Linked DNA regions of Homo sapiens: region 1 is linked to region 2. A link is an interaction called in ENCODE POLR2A ChIA-PET data of the cell type or tissue named here. Cell type or tissue: PC-3. All regions are shown on one strand. Each heading gives the region's core, and the rest is flanking DNA. Links, peaks and the distances in the headings are about the cores only.

The links. Peaks named below come from ENCODE experiments on the same cell type or tissue, not always from the same donor. Only the 100,000 strongest peaks of a DNase experiment are listed, where the experiment ranks them.
Region 1: POLR2A ChIA-PET joins it to region 2 with 5 read pairs; 6 of 35 experiments call an interaction of 5 or more read pairs at or near these places.

The regions. Positions count from the first base shown.
Region 1 is chr3:100,112,237-100,117,624 of GRCh38, reverse strand. The region is part of intron 1 of CMSS1 (cms1 ribosomal small subunit homolog); the gene reads right to left. FILIP1L (filamin A interacting protein 1 like) reads left to right here and starts at 3,124. Exons shown (of 6, transcript NM_001387850.1): 1 at 3,124-3,572. In PC-3, for the core only: no CTCF peak of the experiment used is centred there; no DNase peak of the experiment used is centred there.
Region 2 is chr3:100,267,236-100,272,623 of GRCh38, reverse strand. All of the region lies in intron 1 of TBC1D23 (TBC1 domain family member 23), which reads right to left. Among named protein-coding and RNA genes, the nearest start is that of TBC1D23, 8.9 kb to the right of the region's middle. In PC-3, for the core only: no CTCF peak of the experiment used is centred there; a DNase peak (open chromatin) is centred at 2,633; H3K4me3 peaks cover 1,271 bases; H3K27ac peaks cover 1,578 bases.

The DNA.
Region 1 (5,388 bases), core at 301-5,300, 160 kb after region 2:
AATTACAGCATATCTCCATTTGAATTAGCCACACTTTATGCTCTTAATAACCATACGTGGTTAGTAGTTAATGTACTGGATAGCACAGTTCTATAGGAGAGTTTGCATTCAAGATTTTAAAAATCATGATTCCTTCTGGATGCCACCATGATGAATAATTCCACCTTATTTTTTTCTCATATAGCCCTAGTGTTTAGAGTTAGGCCTCGGAAGTCAGACTAAACTAAATGCAGATCCCGGTCTCTTACTAATTATCTCAGTGATGTTGGAAAGATTACTTAATCTTTCAAAACCTCAGTTCCGTTTTTTGTAAAGTTGGAAAAAAAGACTATTTCTCCCATAGGGTTTCTGTCTGAATTAAAATCAAATAACATAAATAAAGTGCTCAATGTACTTAATGTAGTGTTGCCAAAGTGTGACATAATAAATAGCAACTATAATAAAAATAATCCACTAGATTATAGGTTCACAAGGGCAAGGGCTACGTCTATCTTTCACAGTGTGCCTGACACATGGCAATTATTTATTTATGTGAATAAATAATTGAACTCTTCCCTCAGTCTTTATAAACTTTTGTTTCCATGACATCTTCACACCTTCACAGAGATTGCATGATGATTTCTAATACCTACCTTGCCATGAAGATACAGATACTTTATGGTATAGAAAGAACATGAAACTCTTATTCTCATCATTTCCTTCTTTTTTATTTAAAAAATTTTGACTACTTCCTTTCCTTTTCCTTGAGAAATCAGGGATGATGGGGCCAAAAAGACTAAGGGCCAAAGGGGCCCTTACCCACAGGGGCAATGAGCAAATACATAAGTATTCTGAGGATAACAGAAACCACCTTATCCTCACTGTTGGGGAAAGGAGTTACAAATATGGAAAGGGTTAAAAGCCAGATTATGTCTATGGTGTTAGATTGGAAATGCAGCTATCAGTGTGATCTCATAGTCTTTAATATAAATAGACAGAGCAACAGATATAGGCGCGCGTGTGTGTTTGTGTTTCCTAGCCTATTACCTGAAAGGGCCTGGAAGCAATGAGCTCACGCAATCCCCAGATCTTGGTTTCTAAATACCATTTTCCATAATGGATGGAGGTCTTCTTGAAGATATGGCTAATTCCAGAGTTGGGCACAGAAAGTACAAGATGCTTATGGAACATTTTCTTGTGCCAGAAGGTAAGAAAGTACTCAGAAAAACATGAGGACCACATCTGAGATCATTTGAGCATTAAAATAAATAATGATATTAGTGATTTATAACTCATTCAATAAAACAGCAATTTATGAGCTCATGTTGATATAAATAAACACAAAAATAAGTGAGGAGAAGGGAATGCTCTTCTTCACTCTAAGAAAGTTTATTTAAGAGCAATATGTTTACCTAGTCTCCAAGTATCTCCCCACAAAATATTTATTAACTGCAAAAGGAAAAACCATAATTTTACAGTAAATCTAACAGATACCACCTTAAGCAAGTGGGTTTGGTTACAAGACTAACTCCGTTTATGTGACTCCTGATATGATTAAGAAGAATACAGCATTGTTTCTGTAGTATTCCTGCCATAAAAATACACAATTTCAATCTCACAATGAGGAAACATCACACAAATCTAAACTAAGGAACATTCTACAAAACGTACTCTTCAAAAATGTGAAGGTCACATATAAAAAAGGAAGATTACAGAACTGTTCAAGATTGAAGGAACGTAGAGACAAGGCAACTAAATGCAACACATAATCGTGGACTAAAAAACCATTTTTTTTCTATAAAGGATATTATTGAGACATTTGGTGAAAAGTTGAATGGGATCTATGGATTAGAAAGTAAAGTTGATTTACTGAATTTAATTGTTATACTGTGGTTATGTAGAAGAGTATACTTACATTTTTAAGATAATCACACTAAAGTATATAAATTAATTCAGAAAAAAATATACACACACCAAAATAAACTCACGGGTGGAAAGGAGGATGAGAGAGAGAGACAGAGAGAGAGAGAGAGAGAGAGAGAGAGAGAGAGAGAGAGAGAGAGAGAGAGACAGAGAGAGAGAGAGAGAAAGAGAAAGAGAGGGAGAATACAACCAGTGGTAAAATGTTAAACATTGGAGAACCTTAGTGAAGAGCATATGGAAATTCTTTATTATTCCTGTATTTTTTCTATAAGTCTGAAATTATTTTGATGTTAAAAATTAAAAATAAAGAGCATGGGCTTTGGAGTAACTCAGATTCAATTTTGAATCCTCAGTCTTATATCTATCATCTGTGAGATCCTAGGAAGTTATTAAATTATTCTGATCTTTGGTTTTCTCATTAGATCACCAGGAGTAGGACTAATTTAAAGGGCTGCTGTGAGGATTAAATTAGATAATGCATGACTTGAGCACTGGGCAGGTGGTAGGCATGTCTGGTAAGTGATCTGATACATAATGGATGCTGAAATATATATTTGTTGAATAAATGAACAAACTCCTCCCTTCTATCCAACCCCTCAATCTGAACAAGTGATCCTACTTAAAGAAAATTAGATGCTTCAAATTTTAGCAATCCTAAGTATGAAGGTTTTCTTAACACTTGAATAATATAAAACAAAATGTCAAATAATAATAATAAACATACCACCATGCATTCCGATGTTGCTCTAGAGTTTCCTCAGCACTTTGCCCTCGTGTCTCCTGTGACACTAAATGGAACAGGCAGGCATTCAAGTTTGAGTCCAACACAGCGTTAATAATAGCGAATGTTTACAGTGCCTTGGGTTATGGGTGTCAAAGAAGGGGTCATGCCCTTGTTACTTAAATCACAAACAAGGCTTACATCAGCTCATGGCTGCAGGGTACAAAATGAGGTGCAATTTAATGTCCATCTGGGCATCTGTTCCTAAGGTGCTAGCACTGCTGTCTGTGGTTCACAATATATCTGGGGTAGCAACACAGCAAAGAATGGGACCCAGGTTGTGCTTGGGAAGTTTCTACTCTCAGCCAAGATGTGCACATGAATTTAAAATTACCTAAGAGGGTGTTTCAGAGTTGCTGGCCAAAGAGTGGTGTCTTCTAATCTGGAGAGCAGCTGCTGGGCACAGGCATGCAAACACACATACACAGACACACACACACACACACAGACGTGCTCACGGAGCCTGTGCCTGCCTCTACTTGTCTGCTCTGCGCAGATGGTTCCTGGCTTTTGGGTCACCTCATCCTGCAGCCCAGTCCAGTTAGAACCTTTCTTCCACAGAGACTGGCAAGCTGTGGGGTAAGAGTTTTGGTAAGGCTGCCTGTCTTCAGAGCATGAAGGACACTGCCCGGAGAGGGAAGAGGGCAATATTTAGTGTTTGGGCCTACTTGTTGTTGGGCTCCCCACTGCCTCTCCTTTGCAGAGCTATCACTGGCCCCTGGTTGCAAACTCTCGGTGGCTTTCAAGCCTACAAAACAAAAACTGAGAGGGTGTCCAAAAAGAGAAGAAGAAAACGTTGTTGTTGGTCCTGGATTCCACTGTTGGATTTTGGTGGGGATGAGAAGAAGGAATTACCAGGTGTGATCAACACCTGCACGGTACCTGCACGGTAAGCTAAGTGTCCCCATCCTTGCTGAGAAGAGGCTTTGGGATGTTTCTGTGTTATTCACCAGCTAGGAGCGGCCAACACCACTCTCCAAAAGTAGGATCTTGTGAATATTATGCAAGGGAACGTAGTATGATTAAGAGCTTATGACAGATGATGACTTTTAGGCTAAAATGACTAAGAGTTGCTTGCAAAATAGAGGAACTATCCTGACAGTAGGTAAGTTTTACTATAGTGATACACATGAAAGAAAACCAAAATGAAACTTTAAATTGTTATCCTGTTAAGAGTAAGATGGATAGTCAAAAATTAAAGAAAAAGTATGTTTGGATAAATGGCTTTCCTTCTTAATAGCTTGATTTTGTAAGCTGATGTGAATGATCAATATACAGTGTCAAAATCATCACAATGTGTTGAAAATGGAGAATTATACTGAATAGGTTAAATTGCAGAGGAGGAATTCTCTTTTCATGGAAAGATTAATGGAAGAAACTAACATTTTCAAATGGCAACTATATTGTATCTTTTTTCTTTTGTTTGTTTACCTTCTGTTGATGTTAAGATTTAATGAATGAGAGCCAGAGAACAGAAGCAGGTTTCTGAGATAAGGTTTTTGGCAGGTCTTGGGAGATACCTATCAAGAACTTGTTCTGTAACACCCCACAGAAGATGACTGGATATCCATGGGCACATCACATCTGGATATAAATGGGAAATGATGCTAGGCTGCTGCCAAATGATATCACAGAAAATTCTGCTCACTGTACTCCTCAATGGGAGGATTATTCAATGTTTAGGGTGGCTGCACAGTTTTGTATATAGGCGCTCCACTGAAGAGAGATATGTGTTCAGTTAAAATGGTTGTGACATATTCAGTTATTCTTTTTTCTTTCCATACCAATTAATGATTACATATCTTTCTTTATTCATTATCTGTTCACATCTCAGGAAGGAATAGAAGAGGTGCAACACATACACTGTTTAACTACACTACCATATTCCACGTGTGTATTAGATATGCATAAAGGAGAACATGGTGTAGTTAATACTAGAGAGAATGCATTGCAATTACAGCAATGTTCCTTTAGCTACAGTTAAACTTGTTTTTCCTGTGATGACATTTTCTGATTTATCAATCTGCTATCTCCCAAAGCCAAATATTCCAAGTAAACATTTCTCTACATTTATCAGTTGACACTATTATGAAACTCTCATTATGCTTAATTAAAAATCAGCATAAATACTGTAAGAGCTGTTTGTTAATAAAAACTTCTAAAGGCAGCAATAATATTCATGGGCTCTTTCCACCTGGGTAATTAAGGTCTACTACTCTGATGAGAATTTTCTCAGTAATTTCCCAAAGCAATGTGGGGTTTGGATTCTTATACTAACCAATACAAAGATACTCTGTAAAAGTTCTGCAGCAAAGAAAAGCATTCATTATTTAAAGAGTGACAATTTATTTTTAGAGTTTACCTTCTATTAAAGTTCATGTGTAATTGTCTTTTTTGCTTAAGCTTTATTTAAGCAATAAATTAGCAATAAATTTAAGTAATAAATTTAGTCAAGACTTGGTCTTAGGTAGTGGCGCTGGCACTGGAAATGAAGATATTTTATTGTGCCATTGAAATGATGGTGCCTTTAATAGAGTGCTATTGTAGGAGACTGCCATTGCAACTTGCCGAGAGTCAGGCAGGTCCAAGGATGCAAAAAACCTAAATGTAATGGGCTCTATCTTCTTTTCTTCTGATTACAGTCCATATTATTCTATGTTCTAACCTAAAGCAAAATTTTCATTACCAATGTAATACCCGCTTCA
Region 2 (5,388 bases), core at 234-5,233:
TGAACGCTGGTTCCCTGGGTCCCCTTATTTTTTTCTCTATACTTTGTCTCTGTGTCTTTTTCTTTTCCAAGTCTCTCGTTCCACCTAACGAGAAACACCCACAGGTGTGGAGGGGCAACCCACCCCTTCAGCTTTGGGCAGTATGGCCATTTTAACAATATTAATTCTTCCTATCCATGAGGATGGAATGTTTTTCCATTTGTTTGTGTCATCTCTGGAGGCCATTATCACTAGCAAACTAAAGGAGGAACAGAAAACGAAATACTGCATGTTCTCAAACATATTACTTCTCTAGCGTATTAAGTAACTGCTACTTAAGAAAGGATACTTTACAGAATCATTAAGTAGGAAACAATGTGGCACATGTACTACTTTATCTGTCTCATTTTAGTTCTCCAATACTGAATATTGGAAGGATAAACAGGCGAAACAAGTTCAACTTATAGCTGACAACAAACTGTATTTTAAAGGTTTACAGTATGATAAACTTGGAAGTAACTTAAAAGATATAAAAACATGTGGCTCAATTTTTGAGTGGAGAAAATAATTAATTTGAGGGAGTAAGTATCCTCCCCATACTCCCTGTGGATGGAGACAAAGGTAAGGGATGGAAGGGTGGCATGGATTCGTTAGAAAAGCCTTCATGTGGCTTCACTTTATGTCCTCTGTCTTGATTCCATGGCCCAAAACTTAAAGCACATTCTTGACAACACCCTTGACTTCTTCACTCCTTGCTCTTTCTGTCACATTCAGAAAGCTGCAAATTCCCAACATTAGGTTAATCTAACCAGTCTGCCTTCTCTGTTCCTATACTCTACTCAATGTGGGCTTCTTGGGAAAATAAGACAACTCTATGATGCTATCATATAACAATAGTGCCTGAAAATCTCCTATTCAGCACTTACTTCAGACTCCTTACCCAGCCACTTTACCTCAGGTGACTTTACTTATGACTCCAGAGAGAATATATAGGCCAGCAGGCTTCTCTTCCCTTTGATCTCAGCCCCCTCCAAAAACAAACAAACATAAGCAACTTATTATTCCAGTCATTTTCTTCTTTCCTGTATCCACAGGAGACTTACGTATCTCTTCTCTAGCCTAAGACTGGTAACTTCACCTGACTCTTATCTCCACCCACTCCCCACGATCTTTCAGAAGCCATGTGCCATCCATTATCCCTTCTCTCCTATTTTCCACTTCTTTCTCTACTGGCTCTTTCTTCTGAGAAAACATGCTCAAAAATTGCCATTAGAAACAGCAATGTCCACCACAAAAACGTCTCCACGTTCTCCCTTTCCATCCAGCTACCAAACTTTTGGTTGTTCCTTTCACAAAGAATTCTTGACAATATATGTAACAACTTTTCCCTCATCTTAAATCTATCTCTTCCCTCTCTTGCCAACCCACTTCCATTTCTCATCCCTCTTTGATCCTCACCACTCCATAGGGACCACTCTCTGTATCATCTCCACCCCCTTTCTTAACCAAATCTAAAACACTTAAGATATTAATAGAATGTTTTCTGGGTTGGAAAAAAAATGTTTTAAATTCATGAAGCCTCTCAGTCTATCAACTAAGCTAAGTCAGCTTCACTAATCTTCAAAATTCTTAAAATTGAATCCTTTTCTGTAATTATAAAAATAATGAAGACTAGCAGTTTTTAAAGGACCAAGTAGGGTCTATAATGTATGTAATCACTCTACACTTAAATGCAGAGTATAGAGAAATTACAAAGAAAATCCAATTACCACATTAAAAAAAATTAATATTGTGTCTTAAAGTGGCCAAAGTCTAAGATTTATTATTGTTTTCTTAAAATAAAAATACAAAAGCTACACTACTGGGAAATCAATAAAAGCCCAAAGCCTGACATGATGTTAAAAAATAACATCTTAAATATGTTATTTCTATTGCATATGATATTATTCAAACCTGTGAGTCTGCTAACAGTATTAAACAGAGCCAAGAGAAAACAAATGAACTCAGAAACCTTCACTGAAAGTACTTCTAGCATTCAAAAATATAACCTGTGATTATCTCCTTTCCTTTAAAATTTTCACATTTACTTACTTAAAGGGTCCTATATATAAATATAACCTACTCCCCATCAAAAAGTCATCTCTCTCCTTCCTTTTACAGTTCAACTTCCTTGAAAACAGTAGTCTCCACTCACCTAAACTTACTCTCTCATTCACCCAAAACCTCTATCACTCTACTAAAGGTGCTCTCAGAAGTCATTAGTCATCTTTCTCAGCTCTCGTCCCCTTTACATACACTGCAAAGTTTGACTGTCTTCTTAAAACACTCTCATTTAGATTTTCCTCTGCTTTCCTAACCCATATACTGAATTATTTCCTTCCCTGACATAAGTATTCTTTTATTCAAACCTTCAACACGTATGTATTGAGCACCTACTACAGGCTACTCACTGTGTGAGGCACAGGGGATGCAGTACAGAAAAAAAAAGTCAATGCTCTTATGTAGCTTACATGCCAGATGGCTATTCCAAGGTTCTAGTCCAAGTCCTATCATCTAAATCCTGTTGAACAGAGGTGGGAGCGGCTCTGAAGTGCAATTTATTCATATTTGTTTAGAATGTAAATCACTGTAAGCTCAGATTAAACCATGACAGCCCAGCTTGTCCATGTACATATCCTAATCAGGTATAAGCCTCTGACCAATTACTTAAAACTCTAAAGTGAATACCTAATTAGTCATAAGCACTAGCAAATTGTGGAACAGTGAGTAAGCAGTGGCAAGCTGCATGTATTGAATTGTGGTTTCATGGCTTAATTTGTGCCACCACATTTCTGGGGGTTTCTTAATGCCCAGGGAATGAGACATCAGCACCAAAGCTTTGTCTGAACTTATTTTGCTACTATTGTTAGGACGCTGGTTACAAAGTACTACCATAACAAAACTCCTTAATTAGTTCTTGAATATTCTGTATGACATTTGGTAGAAATGAAAAGAGAAAACTTTGCTACAGATTCACTTGTACAGTAGATATGCATGGAGCTCAAGGACCACAGTATGTCTTGTGCAACTTATTTTTAAATACCAACCTCAAACCATCAAAACTTTCCAAGTATTTCAATAGTATGATAGCACATTCAGAAAAGACCTTGACAACTTAAAGTCTTGTGAGAACAATTTGATACAATTTGATAATTGTGAAGTTATCTAGATTTGTGTCAGAATCAGACATGCTTGTTACAAGCATTTTAACAAGTTACAAATTTATATGCCAAGGGGAAAAACACCCATTCACCAGCTTTAAACAATTTGTAAAATTTTGCATTAGGACCAGATCCACAAAAACAGCTTTGGGAGATTCCCTTATGAATAATGTAATCTCTAGAATTTGTGTTTTAATCAGGATCTTGAGCCAAGTAAAGACGGTGCTAAATCTAGTCCTCTTGGCTTCACAAGGCAAATTTAATAGCTACAGTATTTCATCATTGTATGCAATAGGCAAAAGGGCTAGAGATCACAGAAATGTTATTCTATAAGCTACTAAAATTAACTACAAATGGAACAGGTGTTTTAAATCTTAGATTTATTTTTGATCCACAATCCATGAAGATCAAATTACACCAATGGTACCAACGGTGCCCTTTTCTCTGCTAAGAAAAAAACTCAGTTGTTGCCTAAGTAAAAAATAAAAAGATACACAAAAAACGTTTCTCATAACTATATGTGTAATGTTGCAATGCATTTGCTATAAGATTTTGACTACAAAATTGGAAATTTCTCTAATGAGCAGTCAACTTCAGCGAGCACTCTAAATCCTTTCTTCTTTCATGTTTTCTTAAAATAAAAATCCTCAACACTGTTCCCTTCTATACATATGAGGTGACTTTTCAGTATTTTTAAGGCACAAAGAAATGCATCCTTGTTTTTCCACCCCACTAATGCAGTTTATTTGGAAACTAAAAACAGAGTGTAACTTTTGCCTAAGATAGAGAATGGCACGAAAACAGCAAAGAGAGAGAGATATTACCTATGTCAATTACAAATTTCCACTTTATCCAAAGTGTAATGATAAAAGAAACATTACCAACATTCCTTGTCTTGAAACTATCATTTCAGAAACATAGTTGTTATAAAGAAACAACTACAGCAAATGAAGTGACAACACTTTGCAACATTTGGACAATTCTCAAGGGTACTATGCCAATGGGGATCATAGTTTGGCAAAGAAATACATATTGGGTTTTTTTTTAAGCTGGATTCCAACCATCAAGGAACATTTTTTTTGATAAAAGGATTTCATTGAATTTCATGCTGATGGTTAATCTAAATGGAATTCACAAAATAAAGGATTTCTAGTATTCAAATTGCACATATATATGAGATGAATAAATCTTTTGCATCACAAAGTGATGCACAGAGGCTTCAAAATAAAGGTTAGAAACTGTTTAAAGGAAAAATAACCCATGGACATCATTATTATTATTATTAGAGACAGAGTCTCACTCTGTCACCAGGCTTGGTGTGCACAGCTCACTGCAGCCTCGATTCATCCCGTTAAAGCAATCCTTCTGCCTCAACCTCCCAAGTAGCTGGGACTACAGGTTTGTGCCACCAAGTCTGGCTAATTTTTTTTATTTTTAGTAAAGACGAGGCCTCACTATGTTGCCCAGGATGGTCTCGAACTCCTGAGCTCAAGCAATCCTCCCACCTTGGCCTCCCCAAGTGATGGGATTATAGGCATGAGCCATCATGCCCAATGCATAACTTTGCTTTCTCATAGAGCTGTTTTAAGATCCAAATGAGATGTTATTAATATATATAAGCATTATATATAAAGAGTAACGCTCTATGCAAATGTACAGTATTTTCTTATATAGGTGGAGCATCCCAAATCCAAGAATCCCAACTCCGAAATGCTCCAAAATCTGAAACTCTTGAGCACCAACATGATACTCACAGGAATGCTCATTGGAGCATTATGGATTTCAGATTTTTGATTAGGGATGCTCAACCGGTTAAGTATAATGCAAGTATTCCAAAGAGATATTCAACCTGTATATCTCCTTGCTGAAATTATTAAATACCACCATAACAACTAGTTTAATGTAACAACTACTTTAAAATAAAAAAGAAGCAAACACTACAAGATTTCCACCCAACTATCAAATGCTATGTCAGCTAAAGGATAAGAAAAAACTCCTTTAAGCATCAAGAAAAAAGATGAAGACTTGCAACAAATGACTTTATTAGTCATCATTTTCTTAACTCAGGTTAAAAAGTTACGCAGACCCTTGAAACAAACAGACATTAAATTTCAGAAAATAGGTTTAAGTGGCTCTTAAATTCTTTATTTCTACAAGAAAGAATTTGATTTTATGAGCTTAATGGAAGGTACTTACCTGCTTTCCATCT